Regions from separate parts of the Homo sapiens genome. Here region 2 is linked to region 1. A link is a loop called in an ENCODE intact Hi-C map of the cell type or tissue named here. Cell type or tissue: ovary. All regions are shown on one strand. Each heading gives the region's core, and the rest is flanking DNA. Links, peaks and the distances in the headings are about the cores only.

Region 1 (8,330 bases), core at 106-8,105:
CTAGCCTGGGCAACATGGCAAAACCCTGTCTCCACAAAAAAAAAAAATTAAATTAGTTGGACATGGGGCACGCATCTGTGGTCCCAACTGCTTGGGAGGCTGAGGTGGGAGGATCACTTGAGCCTGGGAGCTGGAAGTTGCAGTGAGCTGTGATCGCACCACTGCACTCCAGCTTAGGCCATAAAGCAAGACCTTGTCTCAAAAAACTAAAAATAAAGAAGGATCTCTGAGAAGAAACAAGGGGTTATAAAGGGATCCCTCAGTGCATTCATGGGAGTCTCAAGTCTTACATAAGACATTTTTCCTATTCTTGCAAGATGAATACATTTATGTATATTACTCATGTAATAAACCATTCCAGTTTTAAAAGTTAGGTTAGGAGAGGTAGGGATAATGGCACATGATCCTCTAATCCCCTCCCAAATTTCCAAGGTCTTCTCATGGGAGTGTCAAGGCCTTGGTTCAAGACTCCCCACATTTCATTTTCAAAATCCCATATGAGATGCAAGCCTGTGAAAAGATACTTAACATTATTAATCACCGGAGAAATGCAAATTGAAACCACAGTAAGATACCTACTAACCCCTACTAACAACATGGCTAAAATTTAAAAGATTTCCAATATCAAGTGATGGCAAGGATATGGAGTAACTAGAACTCTTAGACATTGCTGATGGGAGTGTAAAATGTACAGCCTCTTTGGGAAAAGACTGGAAGTTCCTTATAAAACTAAACATACATTTATAATATGCACTAATAACTCCACTGATATTTACTCTCCTGGTATTTACTCAAGAGAAATGAGAGCATATGTTCACCCAAAGACTGGAAACAACCTAAAATGGTTATTAGTAAATGAATGAGTAAATTAATTGTGTCGTGTCCACATAAATGCAATACAACTTGGCACTAAAAAGGAATGGACCCGGCCGGGTGTGATGGCTCACGCCTGTTATCTCAGCACTTTGGGAGGCCCGGGGGGGGTGGATCACTTGAGGTTGGGAGTTCGAGACCAGCCTGGCCAATATGGTGAAACCCTATCTCTACTAAGAATACAAAAATTAACCGCGTGTAGGGGTGCACGCCTGTCATCCCAGCTACTAAAAATACAAAAATTAGCCAGGCGTGGTGGTGGGTCCCTATAATCCCAGCGACTCGGGAGGCTGAGGCAGGAGAATTGCTTGAACCTGGGAGGCGGAGGTTGCAGTGAGTCGAGATCGCGCCACTGCACTCCAGACTGGGCGACAAAGCAAGACTCCATCTCGAAAGAAAAAAAAAAAAAGGAATGGACCTGTGATTCACTCAGCAATGTAGGTGAATCTCAGAAACATTTCGTGGCATGAAAATAGCCTGATGCCAAAGAGTCCATCCTAGGTGATTTCATCCATATAAAATTTTAGAAAAGGTGAAACCAACACATAGTGACAGAAGGCAGATTAGTGATTAGTTAGGGCAGAGTGGGTATTGACAGATGGGGCAAGAGGAAATGTTATTGGAGAGATTCTAAATCTTGATGGGGGGGGGTGATGATTTTTTGGTTTTGTGGGTTTTGTAGGTTTTTAGTAGGTTTATCCAAACTGTGAATTTTATTGTACGTGGATTATATCTCAATAAAGCTGAGAGCGTGCAAAAGACTTTATTCCTTCCAGCCAGGTCCATGGGTCCCAGCACTGCTGCCTCCTTAACTGGTTGCAAAACAGAAACCGGCACTCTCTCTCCTCTCTCCTTTCTCAGGTTCCTGGGCCAGTCTCCCAAGACAGTGAGTAATTAGCCGCGAAAGAGTCTTGGATGTGAAGCCAAAAACAACAGCAGTGTCACATCAGATGCTGAGACATCTCCAGCTAAGAGCTGAGCTCAGCCCCCACCCGCCCCCTCCACCCCCCAGCCGCAGCCACCAGCAGAAGGAAAACAGCCCCGTGCGGCTGAGTTCAACCAGGGCTGCCTTTCTCCACCGTGTCCGCCATTCTGGTCTCGTGCCGCAGCAGGCATTGCTAGATGATTGCCGTCATGGCTCATACTAACAATAAATAGGTCCTCCCGGGGACCCACCACCCAAACTCCTTGTGCCGGGAACAGCTACTAAAGGGGAGGCCCTTTCCATATTCCGCTTCATTCTCCCCTCCTGGCGTGCCTCAAGGAACGACCACTGTCCCCAGGTTACAGGTGAGGAAGCCGAGGCTCTGAAATATGACTGCGCCAAGTGGCCAGAATCTCGAGCAGCCTGACTGCCTCCCGCCCCAGCCCCTGGAGGCCTCGAGTCCTCCTTTACAGAAATGCCTCCCACCCCCAGCCCAGTTCATTCCAGCAGCCTCCGAGCTCCCCCTTCTCCATCCCTCCCTGCGGTCTGAGCCCTGCCTTCCGAGCCCTGCCTTCCCAGTGTGGAAGGGGAACTGGGTGGGGTAAGGCACCTCTGTTTTCTCACGAAAAAGTCCCTCTCTAGGGCGGAGGCCCTTGAAGAAGAAGGAAAGGCTGTGGGGATTGATGGGCCCCTGGAGGACTGTCATGGGGGGTGGGTGTCTGCAAGTCCAGAGGCACATCCTGCCCCCTTTCAGGGGCCTCTGGTGTGGGGTCTGGAAGTGAGTGGCTGGTGCAGGCTGTGGTCTTCCTGCTAAGCCACTAGGGCTGCTGGGGCCATAGCCTCCAGAGCCTGCTCACAACTGGTCTACTCAGCCTCCAGTCCAAGCCGCTGAGCACAGATCTCAGGGCCCTGCACGTTCTGGGCCGTGCCTCCTGACATCTGAGATGAGAACGAGCCCTCCAGGAGGTCCCATATGATGTGCCCCTGTGACCTGCATTGTCTGGAGGCAGTAGACCCAGTAGTTGGTGACCAGGAGTGAAAATCTGAACAGTCTCCTGTGTGTCCCTGGGCAACTTGCTCAACCTCACTGATCTCTGAAAATGGGCACGATAATAGGACCTGGGTGGTTGAGAGTACACCACAGGACCACATGTGCCTTTCTTGGCCCACACTGGTCCTTCTGCCTGGAATTATTTTCCACTTGTCAGGTGCTTCTTCACCCCAACAAGGCTCAATCAAGTGTGTTCTTCTCTGGGAAGCTGCAGACATCTGACCCCAGGCCACAGAGTCATACCCAGTCTGGCTCCCACAGCCCTCCCAGGCTGTCTGGTGTCAGTGCAGTGCTGTGGATGGGAACACACCTCTACCATGTTGAGCTGCTCTGAGGTTTAAATGCGTTACTGCTAATTGGGATCTTGGAACAACTCCTGGTGCATAGTGAGTACTCAAGAAAATGTGATGTCTCTTTATTCTCTTAGCAACTTTTGTCCTGGGTGAAAGTTGTCTGCCCTCCTCACCGGCCTGCAGGCTCTTCTAGGGCAGGATGGGGCTTGGTTCCTGTCTGCATCTGGTGAATCCCCTGACACACATTAGGTATCCTTACTCAAGGGAAGAGGGGCTTGCCTTTGGGACGGGGATGATGAAACTCAGCAGCCTTTGCAGGGTTTGTGATTTAGCCTGTGTCATTTTTGTGTGTCAGCGTAACTCTGGCTTGGCTTAGCTCTGTCAAACTCTGTGGGATAAGAAGAGCAGAGCATGAACCTGAAAACACACCCCAACCCCAAATTATTTCTGTTTCCAGGACACACACAGGACAGACTGGAATAAATACTGGTGGTTTATCACAGGAAGGCTGGCCTCAGCTTGGGAGAGTAAGCGTGCATGCATACACAGCCAGCTGATTTATTGTGACCCGAGCCAAGCACTGAACAGAGCGAGGCCATTTATCTACTTGGTTGGAGGAGAGGTCAAGAGAGAGAAGTCAGAGATTAAGCTAAATAGTTCAGTGCCTTTGTTAACTCCCGGGGCGTCTCCTCTGCGCGGCTTGTGTTCCCAGGGAATACTGTCATGAGCTCCACAGGGAAGACTGGACTCCTTCTTGGGGAGACAGCCCTGGCCCCAGGGAGCAGCGTGGCCAAGGACATTCTCAGCCTCTTGGGGTTGCCAAAAGGGAGCAGAAGCAGGAGGAGGGAGGGGGGGAGCTGGGAGGAACACCCCATCGTGGAAGACCTGCTGCCAATGCGGGGCTGCAGTCCCAGTCTCTGCCGCCACCAGACCCTGGTCAGGAGACATCACAGACAGGCTCCCTTCTCCCGCCTTCATTCAGGGCTCTGCTCAAACAGCCCATTTGCAATAGGACTTCCTGCAGTGTCCTAGTTAAATACCCCAACCCATGCCCCCATCGTACGCTATCCCTTCCCCTGCTTTATGTTTCTTCATGGTGCTCAGCACCCTGACATATCTATGTCTGTATTTGTTTACTTATTGTTGGGTCTGTTTTTGAATGAAGTGCTATGTCTGTGGTGTAAAGTCCAACATGTGGCAGATTCTAGGTGCTCAATAAATATCTATTCAGTGAATGACGAATTGTTGCTAATAGTTTACAACTGCTGAATATGTGCCTAGATAAGCTTTGTAGATCTCACTGTATATAACACCTCAACAGTACCATGCTGTACATACTGTCCTTAGGCTCAGAGAGGCGAAGTGGCTTGCCCATGGCCACACAGCTGGAACCAGATTCAAACTCACCTGGCATCAGGGCCTGAGCTCTCAGCCACTCTCCCAAGAGAGGACATGGCCATGGACTTGTTTAGAGAAGGATTAGTCACGCCCCAGCCCAAGGCATCCTAGGAAAGGGGAACCTTGATCTGAAAAGAAATACTTTTTGCCTTCTCCCTGCCTTCATTCAGGGCTCTGATTCATTGCAAGAAGGCAAAAAAGAAAATTCTTTTTTAACAGTGAGATGACTTGGATGATTAAAGAGGAAGCTAAATATCCTAAATATTGAAAGCAAATTCCAGCCAGGCGCAGTGGCTCATGCCTGTAATCCAGCACTTTGGGAGGCTGAGGCGGGCGGATCATGAGGTCAGGAGAACGAGACCAGCCTGAAACCCCGTCTCTACTAAAAATACAAAAATTAGCTGGGCATGGTGGCACACGCCTGTAGTCCCAGCTACTCGGGAGGCTGAGGCAGGAAAATCTGGGAGGCGGAGGTTGCAGTGAGCCGAGATCGCGCCACTGCACTCCAGCCTGGCGACAGAGCGTGACTCCATCTCAAAAAAAAGAAAGAAAGCAAATTCCACCTAAAATGGAATTACCACTGTTTATTGAAAACCGCTGTGTGCCAGGCATCAGCCAAGAGCTTCCCGTCCATGACCCTGTTTAATCTTCCTGATAACCCCCAGCAGCACATTCTGTTATTATCACCATTGTAATAATAGCATGGCAGAGGAAGGCCTAGTTGTTTTCCTAGGGTCGCTGTATTAGTCAGGGTTCTCTAGAGGGACAGAACTAATGGAATAGATATACATATAAAGGGGAGTTTATTACGTATTAACTCACGTGATCATAAGGTCCCACAATAGGCCGTCTGCAGGCTGAGAGCCAGTCCGAGTTCCAAAACTGAAGAACTTGGAGTCCGGTGTTCGAGGGCAGGAAGCATCCAGCATGGGAGAAAGATACAGGCTGGGAGGCTAGGCCAGTCTCTCTTTTCGCATTTTTTTGCCTGCTTATATTCTAGCCGTGCTAGCAGCTGATTAGATGGTGCCCACCCAGATAAAGAGTGGGTCTGCTTTTTCCAGCCCACTGACTCCAATGTTAATCTCCTTTGGCAACACCCTCACAGACACACCGAGGATCAATACTTTGTATTCTTCAATCCAGTCAAGTTGACACTCAGTATTAACCATCACAGCCAGTAAGTTAGTGAGCAGCCCATCTCATTCCAGAGCCTGGGTCATCTCCTCTTTAACCTGCTGCTTTCATGCCTCATTGTATTAGACATAAAGTTGTAAGCTCCCAAATTGTACCATGCATTTGGCAAGGGGAGAGTCGGGGTCTGGCTTATCTTTTTATTCTCAGTGCAACGCTGGCTATAGGTGGGTGCTCGGTGAGGGTTTGCCGACTGGCTGGATGAATGAATGGAGGAGGGATGTGAGTGAAAAGGGGAGTGGTTTTCAAGTTAATCTGAAGACATCGTCTCTAGAACACTGAGGCCTAGATCCCTAGAACACTCTCAAGAACACTGCCTCAGAAGCCCACATGCGGCTCGTTAAGTGTTCAGATTCCTGGACTCCAAGGCAGCCTCTGGTCAGAAGACCTGAAGCCTAGAAAACTGCATTGCCAGGAGATTCTGATGTTCACCGAAGTTCGAGACCTGCAGCCTGAAGCTCAGCTCAAATATCCCCACTGAACTGGGGCCCCTTTCACACACTGGAGCCCCTGGATGCTGCCAATTGGCATCTGCCGGCTGCATAAACGAAGGCCGGCTGGAGGCGGTCCAGGGAAAAGTGAGAGAGATTACCAAGGGTGAGGAAGATGACTTATTAGGAAAGATGGAAGGAACCGACGGGCAGCGTTTGCATGAGGAAAAACAGGAGCCACACGTAAATCTTGAGGGCCAGCTGGCAGCCGATGGGGGAGAGGTATTATACATCCTTGCTCACAGGCATTACCGGGCCTAATGGGGGCAGGGATTATACGTGAGAAACTTGAACTCTGTGCCGGGGAGACATTTATAACGGGCGACTTAAGCTGCTAGCCCATTATGATTTTGCAACAAGATTCATCAACTCTGGACCTGGAAGACCTTTACGGAACATCTCATCCATTTGTATTCAAGCTTTTAAAAGGTTGTTAGAAGCAACAGATTTCTTTGTTCAAATGAAATTTTTTACATGATCCAAACATATAAGACAAATGAAAATGAAAATGCTCAGTCCACCACTCCCCCGGGGCATCTCCACAGAATTCCAGGGCCCCAAGGGACCCAGTGTGAGAGCCACTGACCCTCATTGGTGGATCCTCATTTTGGTCCTCATTTTGCATAAGGAGAAACTGAGTCTCCAAATAGAGAGATAGGACTTGCCCCAGGGCACACAGTGAGTTGGTAGCATTACCAGGAGCAGCCTGGGCTGCTGAGGGCTCAGGGTGGACAGATAAGTCTCCTGCCTTGGAGGAGGGCCCAGGCAAATCGCGGAAACAACAGCAGTAAAAACAGCGAACACACACAGAGCACTTTCTCTGTGCTGGGCTCTGTTTTCAGTCCTTGATTTGCATGATGTGGCTTCATCCTCACTACAGCCCTGTGGTGACTCCTGTTTTTAGGGTGAGGAAACAAAGCACAGAGAGATTGAACACTGTAAATGAGGTCACACAACTAAAAGGAGTAGAGAGGGAACCGGAAACAAGACCGAGGGGCTCCAGAACACATCCTTTCCTTACCCCTCCAGACTGCTACCCCCAAGAGCACAGAGGTTCTAAGTTGGAGTTGCTCTTGCCTGCTTCACATCATCCTCCCCAGAGAAGCCAGACTGTTGTTTTTAAAACACAAATCTGGCTGGGCGCGGTGGCTCACGCCTGTAATCCCAGCATTTTGGGAGGCCGAGGCCGGTGGATCACCTGAGGTCAGGAGTTCGAGACCAGCCTGGCCAACATGGTGAAACCCCGTCTCTACTAAAAATACAGAAAATTAGCCAGGTGTGGTGGTGTGCACCTGTAATCCCAGCTACTCAGGAGGCTGAGGCAGGAGAATCACTTGGACCCGGAAGGTGGAGGTTGTAGTCAGCCAAGATCGTGCCCTTGTACTCCAGCCTGGGCAACAAGAGCAAAACTCCATCTCAAAAATAAAAAAATAAAAACAAAACCACAAATATGATATGGAGCCCCTCTCCTGCTCAAGCACCTTCAGTGGCTCCCCACTGCCCCTTAAGATACCTCTCCAGCCTCATGTCAATGTACTGCCCCACTCCTTTCTGGATTCCAGCCACAGCAGCCTTCCTGGTTCTTTCCAGCCTCCCCACCTTTGTATATATACAACAGTGGTCTCCACATTTTGTTGACAAGCACCACATTCATAGAATTATTTTCAGCACACCTCCAATACTGGTACACTTTTTATCATCAAAAGTAGCTACCTGTACTTCTGTGCTAACATGTTGCATACATTTAAAGTATACTTCAATAGTTGAAATGAATGAAAGGCAAGATGAAAAATAGACATATAAGGCAAATGAAAATGAAAATGCTCAGTCCACCACTCCCCCTGGGGCATCTCCACAGAATTCCAGGGTCCCAAGGAACCCAGTGTGAGAACCACTGATCCTCATTGGTGGATCCTCATTTTGATCCTTTTATTGAATGTTTATCAAGATTTTTAAAAATTTAGTGATTTCTTCCTGTACCCCAGGGAATTACCTTGCACATTCCCCGGGGTGCCCATGGTCACATTCGAGGCTCCTGGTCTGTGCTATCCCTAGGCTGGGGCACCTGTCTGAAGCCACTGCTTCCGACCTTGGTAACCATCATTCTT
Region 2 (8,330 bases), core at 286-8,285, 52 kb after region 1:
GTGGAAACGGTGAAGATTTGGAGACAGATGGGTATCATGAGCAGAACTGTCTCAAAAGGACCCCAGAATCTCATCCCATGTTGTCTAAGCAATGAGCTACAGGAGGACCACCCTGTTTCCACAGATTAATGGCCCCCTCTTCCCACCACCATGGCAGGGGAACTATAACATCCCACTGGCCCCCAAGATCCCCAAGGCCCCTGGATGCTGGCAGTCAGCATCCCCAAACAACCTCTGCAAACAGCCATCTCCCCAACTCCACTCCGCCTGGATCCAAGCAGCTGTGATGCTCCAGGGACTGAGCCACTCTCTCTCATGTTTGCCCTTTCAAAGGGAGACTCCAGGGAGAGAAGGAAGGGGCGTTGGGAGACCTCTGGCTCAGAAGACTTCAGACTGGGCCATTTCCCACTCTCAGTCCTCAGGGCCCCCTCCAATCCTGCCTCTTTGGAGAAGGAATGAAGCCCTGGGTGTGGACAGTGCCATCCAGGAAGGGCTCCACTGGGCAAGGACCTTCCCACTGTTGTTTTCCCCAAGTTCATTCCTGTATTAGTTTCCTAGGTCTGCCATGAAAAGTTACCACAAACTCGGTGGCTTGAAACAACAGAAATTTATTTTCTCATAGTTCTGGAGGTCAGAACTCCAAAACTGAGGTGTCAGCAGGACCAGGCTCCCTCTGGAGGCTCTGAGGCCGTCTCAACCCAGGCCTCTCTCCCAGCCTCTGGTGGCTGCCAGCAATCCTTGGTTTTCTTGGCTTGTAGCTGCGTCCCTCCAATCTCTGCCCCCATCTTCACATCACCTTCTCTCTTTGTGTCTGTCTTCTCCTCTGTGTATCTCTTTTAAAGACACTTGTCACTGGATTCAGGGTTAACTGGACAATCCAGGATAATCTCATCTCAAGATCCTTAACTTAAATACATTGACAAAGATGCCTTTCTCTCTCTCTCTTTTTTTTTTTTTTTTTTTTTTTTTTTTTTTTTTTTTTTTTTTTGAGACGGAGTCTCGCTCTGTCGCCCAGGCTGGGGTGCAGTGGCGCGACCTCGGCTCACTGCAACCTCTGCCTCCCAGGTTCAAGTTATTCTCCTTCCTCAGGCTCCCGAGTAGATGGGGTTACAGGCACCCACCACCACACCCAGATACTTTTTGTATTTTTAGTAGAGATGGGATTTCGCCATGTTGGCCAGGCTGGTCTTGAACTCCTGACTTCAGGTGATCCACTGGCCTTGGCCTCGCAAAGTGCTGGGATTACAGGTGTGAGCCACTGTGCCCGGCCCAAAGATGCCTTTTTCAAGTAAGGTTTCATTAGCAGGTTCCAAGGACATATCTTCTGGGGCGGCCACCATTCAACCTACTGCAAGCCCCTTCCAGTTTCTCCAGAAGATGTAATGGGTCTAATTTCACCATCTGGAGAGAAGACAAACCTGTTATGTGTCAGGTACTTTTACGTTCACTATCTCAAATCTTCTTCCTATTCCCTCTTTCCAGATGAGGAAATAGAGGATCAGAGATGTTAAGTAACTTGTCCAAGGCCACACAGCTAAAAAGTAACACCAGGGCATGACACGCCAGGTCTACCTGTGTCATACAAAGGAGTCCCTTCTGGATCTTCCTTGTCACACACCAGGGCTCAAGACAAATTCTACAATATCACATGGGACAGGTTAAGATACTTTCTTAGAGAGAGGGGGCACTCATATGAGCCAATGGTCAGTGAAAAGTGAGAAGACAGGGAGCCCCTCAAACCTCCCATCAGTCCCCAGAGAGGAGTGGCAGGGCCAGGGCACTGAGGCAGAGGTCAGATTGTTGGTGTCGAGAGAGCAGAGGGAGAGAGTTGGGCAAAGCCCTCCTGGTGAAGGGCCTGGTGGGGAGTTGGCATTTTCTCAGGATTTGGTAGCCAGCCATTGCAGGGTTGAGAGCTGACAAGTGAGGAGATCTCCTATACCTTATTTATTTATTTATTTTACTTTTTTTTTTTTTGGATGAAGTCTCGCTCTGTCACCCAGGCTAGAGTGCAGTGGCACGATCTCGATTCACTGCAACCTCCACCTCCTGAGCTCAAGCGATTCTCCTGCCTCAGCCTCCTGAGTCGCTGGGATTACACGCACGTGCCACCATGCCTGGTAATTTTTTCTATTTTTAGTAGAGACAGGGTTTCACCATGTTAGCCAAGCTGGTGTCGAACTGCTGACCTCAAGTGATCCACCTGCCTCGGCTTCCCAAAGTCCTGGGATTACAGGCGTGAGCTGCCGTGCCTGACCCCCATACCTTTTAAAAGCTCACCGTGTGAGGAAATATTAGACAAGCCGAGATGGAGGGAAGTGCTGTAAAATCATTGGACTGTATTCAAAATGCCAAGGTTGTGACAGGTGAAGACAGATGAAGGTACTGCTCCCAGGTAAAGGAGACTGAAGAGGCAGGAGGACAGAAGGTGATGTGTGAGCCAGACGCTCCTTCTGGGAGACAGGCAGCAGTGAACAGGGCTGCAGGTCTGCTACCTAGACCGTGTCACAAGCGCTGCTTTTGATCACCGTGCTGCAGTCATGTGAGTGTCTTTGTGTGTCGAAATGTCCCACTAGAGTATTTAGGGGTAAAGGGGCATCATGTTTGCAACTGACTCTAATGTTCTAGAAAAAATACATCTGTAGATAGAAAGAGACAAGCAAATGCAGGGAGTAGAGGGAAGGCTGTGTGGGAAGGCTTTGTACTATTGCCATTTTTCTGTAAGTCTAGGATTTCTGTTAAAAATTAAAAGAAAAAGGTGAGGCTTCTGTGTGGAGAGCTGACTGTAGAAGGGGCGAGAGTGAGAGCAGGGAGCGTGGGGAGGGGTCTGAGCAGCAGAGAGCCAGGAGCATTGGGGGTGGGGGTGGACCGTTGCGGCGGCAGTGGAGGTGGGGATGGGTGAGATGGGAGATACATGCTGATGATGGAGCCATCAGGACCTCCTGGTGGGTTGGACTTGGGGGCTTGGGGGAAAGACAATAATCAAGATCTTTTAACCGGGTGCAACAAAAATAGAAAGGGTGAATAAGACCTACTATTTGATAGCACAATAGAGTGACTATAGCCGTAGTAACTTAATTGTACATTTTAGAATAAGTTAGAGTGTAATTGAATTGTAACTCAAAGGATAAATGCTTGAGGGGATGGATACCCCATTCCCCATGACGTGGTTATTTCACATCGCATGCCTGTATCAAAACATCTCCTGTACCCCATCAACATATATATATCTACTATGTACTCACACACACACAAAAAAGATCTTACAGCTGAATGGAGGTCCTTTCCCAAAATGGGAAGGGCTGGGGGTGGGGGTGCCATTTAGGGTAATATCAAGAATCTGTGACCAGCAATGGCAAGGGTGTCTGGTTTCAAATGCCGACTCCAGAGCCGATGTCATGGAACAGTGTTTAATGCTGTGGAAGAGGACAAGCCCATCTAGGGAGTCGATGCAGGGTAAACAAGAGACGATGGAGTCGCCCATATTTAAAGTCTCTTAAGAGAAGAAACGGGTTCATTTTAAGCCCTAGGGGTGAGTGATTTACAATGATGATTTATTAAGTGCTTCCAGGGTACCAGGCACTGAGCAAGGCATTTTCGATTTAATATCTTTTCCTCTTCTCCCAATAGCCTTGTGAGATGAGCATCATTATCCCATTTAAAACATGATGTTACTAAGGCTCAGAGAGGTGAAGTAACTTGCCCAAGGTCACACAGCCAGCAAGCAGCAGAGCTGGGCTTTGAACCACATCCATCCCCTGCTAGAGAACCGGCCTGGGAGTTCCTGTTTTCCATCATGTCTTGCTCTGTTTCCCCATAGGACTGAGGTCTCACTTCTTTGAAAGGAAGCCACACAGCTGTTTTTTCCTGACAGCTGTGAGGCTACTTTCCAAGGGAGGGAGTCTTTTGTTGCCAATCCAGCCCCTTCCAGGAAAGAGTCCCTGAACTGCAGGATTCCACCCACCCTTGCTCCTCTGACATACAAAACTAGACCTGGCCGCTCCCAGGGCAAGCCCTTTGGCTCCCTGCATTTTCTGTTTCTCCTCCTCTGAAAACAGCTCCCAAGAGGGTGAGGCCCAGCATCCTGGGGCCCTGGTCCATTCTGTGGATGGATGCAAATTTGCACTCCTATACTTGTGTCATGTTGTTAACAGAGATCAATAGCAATGGCTATGAGTCATTGAGAACCTACTGCGTGTCAGGCTTTCTCTGTACATCAAGTCTAATTTCCCCAGGACCAGGTAAAATTGATATTCTCATCCTCACTTTCAATACAGGGAGCCTGTGGCTCAGAGGGTTGAGGGGGCCTATCTGAGGTCACAAGGCTGGGAAGAGTAGCTAAGCCAGCATTCAGCCCACAGCACAGAGCTGCCCTACTCGTGCTCAGTAATGACTTCTTCAATGGACTCAAGCTTTCTGGAGGTTCTGACCACAAAGCTCCATCCAGCTTCTGAGCTTCAGGGTCATGAACACAAGCCAAGCCAAAAGGCAAAAAAAGGTTTTGCTCCCCTGGCTCCAGCCCCTGCTCTAGGCCCTGACTTTCCAATATCCATGCCTTCTGCCTGCTCTCTGTGTTCTAGCACGGCCTCACCCCGCCACACCCAGCCCAGCCCAAGCCAGACTTGGTCTGCAAAACACTCTGTTTCTCATCCCACCTTGCGTCTGCTTCTCCTCTGGGCAGCCCCAGCCTGGAAGGAGGAAGAAGTGGGCGGTAGGGGCTGGGTGCAGCTGGGCCAGAAGAACAAAGAGAACTCCTTCTCAGAGGGCTGGAAGGCTCGGCAGCCTTGCTGCTTTGGGCCCAGACGCATTCCTTTGCACACTGCACAGCCCAGGAGAACAGGCCCGTTATGTCCAATTCCACAGCTGGGTACAGAGAGTCCACCACATCAGTCAGGGCTGTCTAACTGCTGTGGTGAACGGCCCCTCATCTCGGTGGCTTAGCATGATAAAGGGTGTTTACCTTTTGATTTTGTTTGCCCTTGTGCATGATGTCTGGTAATTACTTTACAATACTCCAGCAAACAATTTAAAATGGGGTCAGAGGCCAGGCGCGGTGGCTCACGCCTGTAATCCCAGCACTTTGGGAGGCCAAGGTGGGAGGATCATAAGGTCAAGAGATCGAGACCATCCTGGCCAACATGGTGAAACCCTGTCTCTACTAAAACTACAAAAATTAGCTGGGCGTGGTGGTGCGTGCCTGTAATCCCAGCTACTCGGGAGGCTGAGACAGGAGAATCGCTTGAACCCGGGAGGCGGAGGTTGCAGTGAGCCGAGATGGCACCACTGCACTCCAGCCTGGTGACAGAAAGAGACTCTGTCAAAAAACAAAACAAAACAGAAAAAAGAGTGCGGGGGGTGGTGGGGGTAGTTGAGTGGTGTATTAAAGAAGACTTGGAAAAATGTTGATAATTTCTGGAAACGGAATGATAGATGGCTAGGATGAGTTATTATAGTGTGCTCTCTGCTTCTTTTGTATATTTGAAGCCTTTACGTATGTTTATTTCTCCCTCATACAAAGTCTAATGCTGTGTTCCTGGCTTGTGGCTCTCATGGGTGGTTTTCCTCCAACGGTTGCCCTGAGACACAGGCCGCTTCTATCTTGAGGATCCTCTACCATCCTGTGGCCCCAAGGTTGTCCTGGTGTCATCCAAACAGCCAACTGGGAGAAGAAAGAGAAGATGGCATAGCCACTACTTAACCCCTCATCCTGACAGCACCTGGATCCCTCTGCTCACACTGCATTGCTGAAAACTAGTCATGTGGGAAGCAAGGAGTACTGGGAAATGTAGTTCTCGGCTGAACAGGCACCTACCAGCCAGCGCCACAACCAGACAGATGGTGTAAGGGGAACTTGACCTCTGTTGGTCAGTTGATCTTCTCAGCTACATCCACTGTGTGTTGGATGGGGCCATGTCAAGGGTGGTGCCCTAGGGAAGTGGCCTGGGCTCCTGTGAGAAGATGGCAAAGGGATTGGTAGGGGGTTGATAGGATGAACTTGTGAGTTGCGTATACCAGGCTTCCCAAACTTGTTCCATGATACACCTATGAAACAGTCTTGGCTCACAGAGAGAGGGAGGGTGATGGGGAAGGAGGCAACTCTCACCAGAGCTCTCTGGGCATTTCTCCTTCAACATACTGGTGCCCACCCCCCCCCACCACCTCCTCCTCAAAAGCGGCAAAGGAATCATTTTACAAAATGTGACCATTGGGGCGAAATAGGCACAAAGCACAAGCAGTCTCTCTGAGTCATTTCTTATGACTGTGAATCTGCAATTATCTCAAAATTTTTCAACACAAAAGTAGGGGAGTGGCCGGGCACGATGGCTCATGCCTGTAATCCCAGCACTTTAGGAGGTCGAGGCGGGCGAATCATGAGGTCAGGAGTTCAAGACCATCCTGGCCAACATGGAGATACCCCGTCTCTACTAAAAATACAAAAAAATTAGCTGGGTGTGATGGTGGGCACCTGTAATTCCAGTTATTCAAGAGGCTGAGGCAGGAGAATCGCTTGAACCCGGGAAGCAGAGGTTGCAGTGAGCCAAGATCACGCCACTGCACTCCAGCCTGGCCGACAGTGCAAGACTCTGTCTCACACACACACACACACACACAAAATAAGTTGGGGGGAGTGGCACAAACAAGACCCTGGAAGACCCCAAGGCACTGGAGAGTGCCCTAGGATGAACAAAGGGCCTCTTTCTCCAGTCCCCACCCTTCCTCCCAGGTCCCCCAGGGTGGTCGCTTCAAAGTCCAGATCGGCCTGACTACTCCGCTGCCCTGCTTAATTCTGTGGCTTACAAGATGGTGTCCAGTCTCTGTCACAATGCCTCATGGTCTGACTCTTCCCAAACCATCTCTCCATCCATAACCTCTTCCCTCTGCATGTGCACCCCATCAATCACTCCAAGCCCTAGCTGTTATCCAAACCCACTGTGCTTTCTTCCCCTTGGTCCTTACCACGTGCTGTCCCTTTCAGCCCCACTCCACACGTGGAAAATGCCCATACATGTTCCGAGACTCCCCTGCCCTGCAATGTCACCTCCTCTGGGCTCTAGGCTCTATGTTCATCTTCAATCCCAGCATTCAGTTGTCTACCTCAGTTTGTGGGTCTTTCTCTCTTGCTAGACTGTAAGCTCTTTGGGTGCAGACACTGTGACCCACTCATTTTGATGTCCGTAGTTCTCAGCATAAGGCCTGGGAAGGACTAGTTCTCACTAAAATGTTAATGACTGGCTATATGGAGAAATGAATGAATGAATGAATTAATTAATTAATCCGTGAGGGAATGGGGAAGATAGCACTATGTCTTCTGCTTGTCTAGTAGGGTTGTTGGCAAGTTTAAATGGTCCTCAGAGGGGATCCTGGGATCACTCTCAGCTGCTGCACCACGCTCCCATCCCACCACCTACCCACGCTTCACTTAACCCGCCAGATCCTTCTAGAGCCTGGCCAGGCATTGTAGTGTAGTGGGAAGACAAGGAGACCTGCAACTGGACAGCCATGGCCTCAGAGCCTGACTCTGCCAATTCCTAGCTGTGTGTTCTTACACACCCTAGCTCAAGTTTCTGGGCCTCAGTTTCCTTCTCTGTGAAATGGACACAATCACTGCTCCTCCCAGAGTTGATATGAGGATTACAGGAGGAGTGTATGTAGGAACACCCAGTACAGCTCAACGAATATTTGTTCCCATCCGAAAAAGCCCCTCCCCTTGCCCATTAGCGACCCTTCTTACCTTTCAAATCTTTGATGAATGAATGGTGAGCACTGCACAGCCCATGACTGTTAGTCCGGGATCCCCAGGTGGATCATTAAAGCCTTGAAAGCAAGGGCCTGTGGGGACTATTTCCTCAGTCACCCAGAGGACCCAGCTCAGCAGAAAGCATGTATTGGGTTCAAGCGGGAAATCAAAGCATCATTATGATCATCTTGCCCTTTCCTCGAGAAACACCCTGGAGGGTCACTGTGGCAAGATGACCAGCTCCCATTTTTAAGCACCTACTATGTGCTTTGCATTTTACATTTATTTTTACATTTAAGCTTAACTATACAACAATTTGAAGGAGGTACTCTCATTATCATCATTTTTAAAACTATTAATATTTATTTTCTACTACATAATTTAATAACGTTTCAAAAATTAAAGGAACACAGTGAGAAGTCTCATCCTGCTCCTATTCTCCTCGTTTAAAGAATCATTTTTATTAGTTTCTAGTGTATTCCCCGAGAGTCTGTTTATGTAAATACCAGAACATATTCTTAAATCCCCCTTTTCTGGCTGGGCGTGGTTGCTGACATCTATAATCCCAGCACTTTGGGAGGCAGAGGCAGGAGGA

Evidence for each region. Peaks named below come from ENCODE experiments on the same cell type or tissue, not always from the same donor. Only the 100,000 strongest peaks of a DNase experiment are listed, where the experiment ranks them.
Region 2: a loop joins it to region 1, with 1.8 times the contacts of the local background. A loop is called at or near these places in 8 of 110 quality-filtered maps.

The regions. Positions count from the first base shown.
Region 1 is chr5:172,552,772-172,561,101 of GRCh38, reverse strand. LINC01944 (long intergenic non-protein coding RNA 1944) reads left to right here and starts at 2,088. Exons shown (of 3, transcript NR_146726.1): 1 at 2,088-2,163; 2 at 3,007-3,235; 3 at 3,600-4,377. In ovary, for the core only: a CTCF peak has its summit at 4,100; DNase peaks (open chromatin) are centred at 1,921, 3,861 and 3,961; H3K4me3 peaks cover 750 bases; H3K27ac peaks cover 3,415 bases.
Region 2 is chr5:172,500,583-172,508,912 of GRCh38, reverse strand. All of the region lies in intron 1 of LOC105377727 (a long non-coding RNA gene), which reads right to left. It also overlaps LOC107984004. Among named protein-coding and RNA genes, the nearest start is that of SH3PXD2B, 50 kb to the right of the region's middle. In ovary, for the core only: no CTCF peak of the experiment used is centred there; DNase peaks (open chromatin) are centred at 4,022 and 4,632; H3K27ac peaks cover 2,994 bases.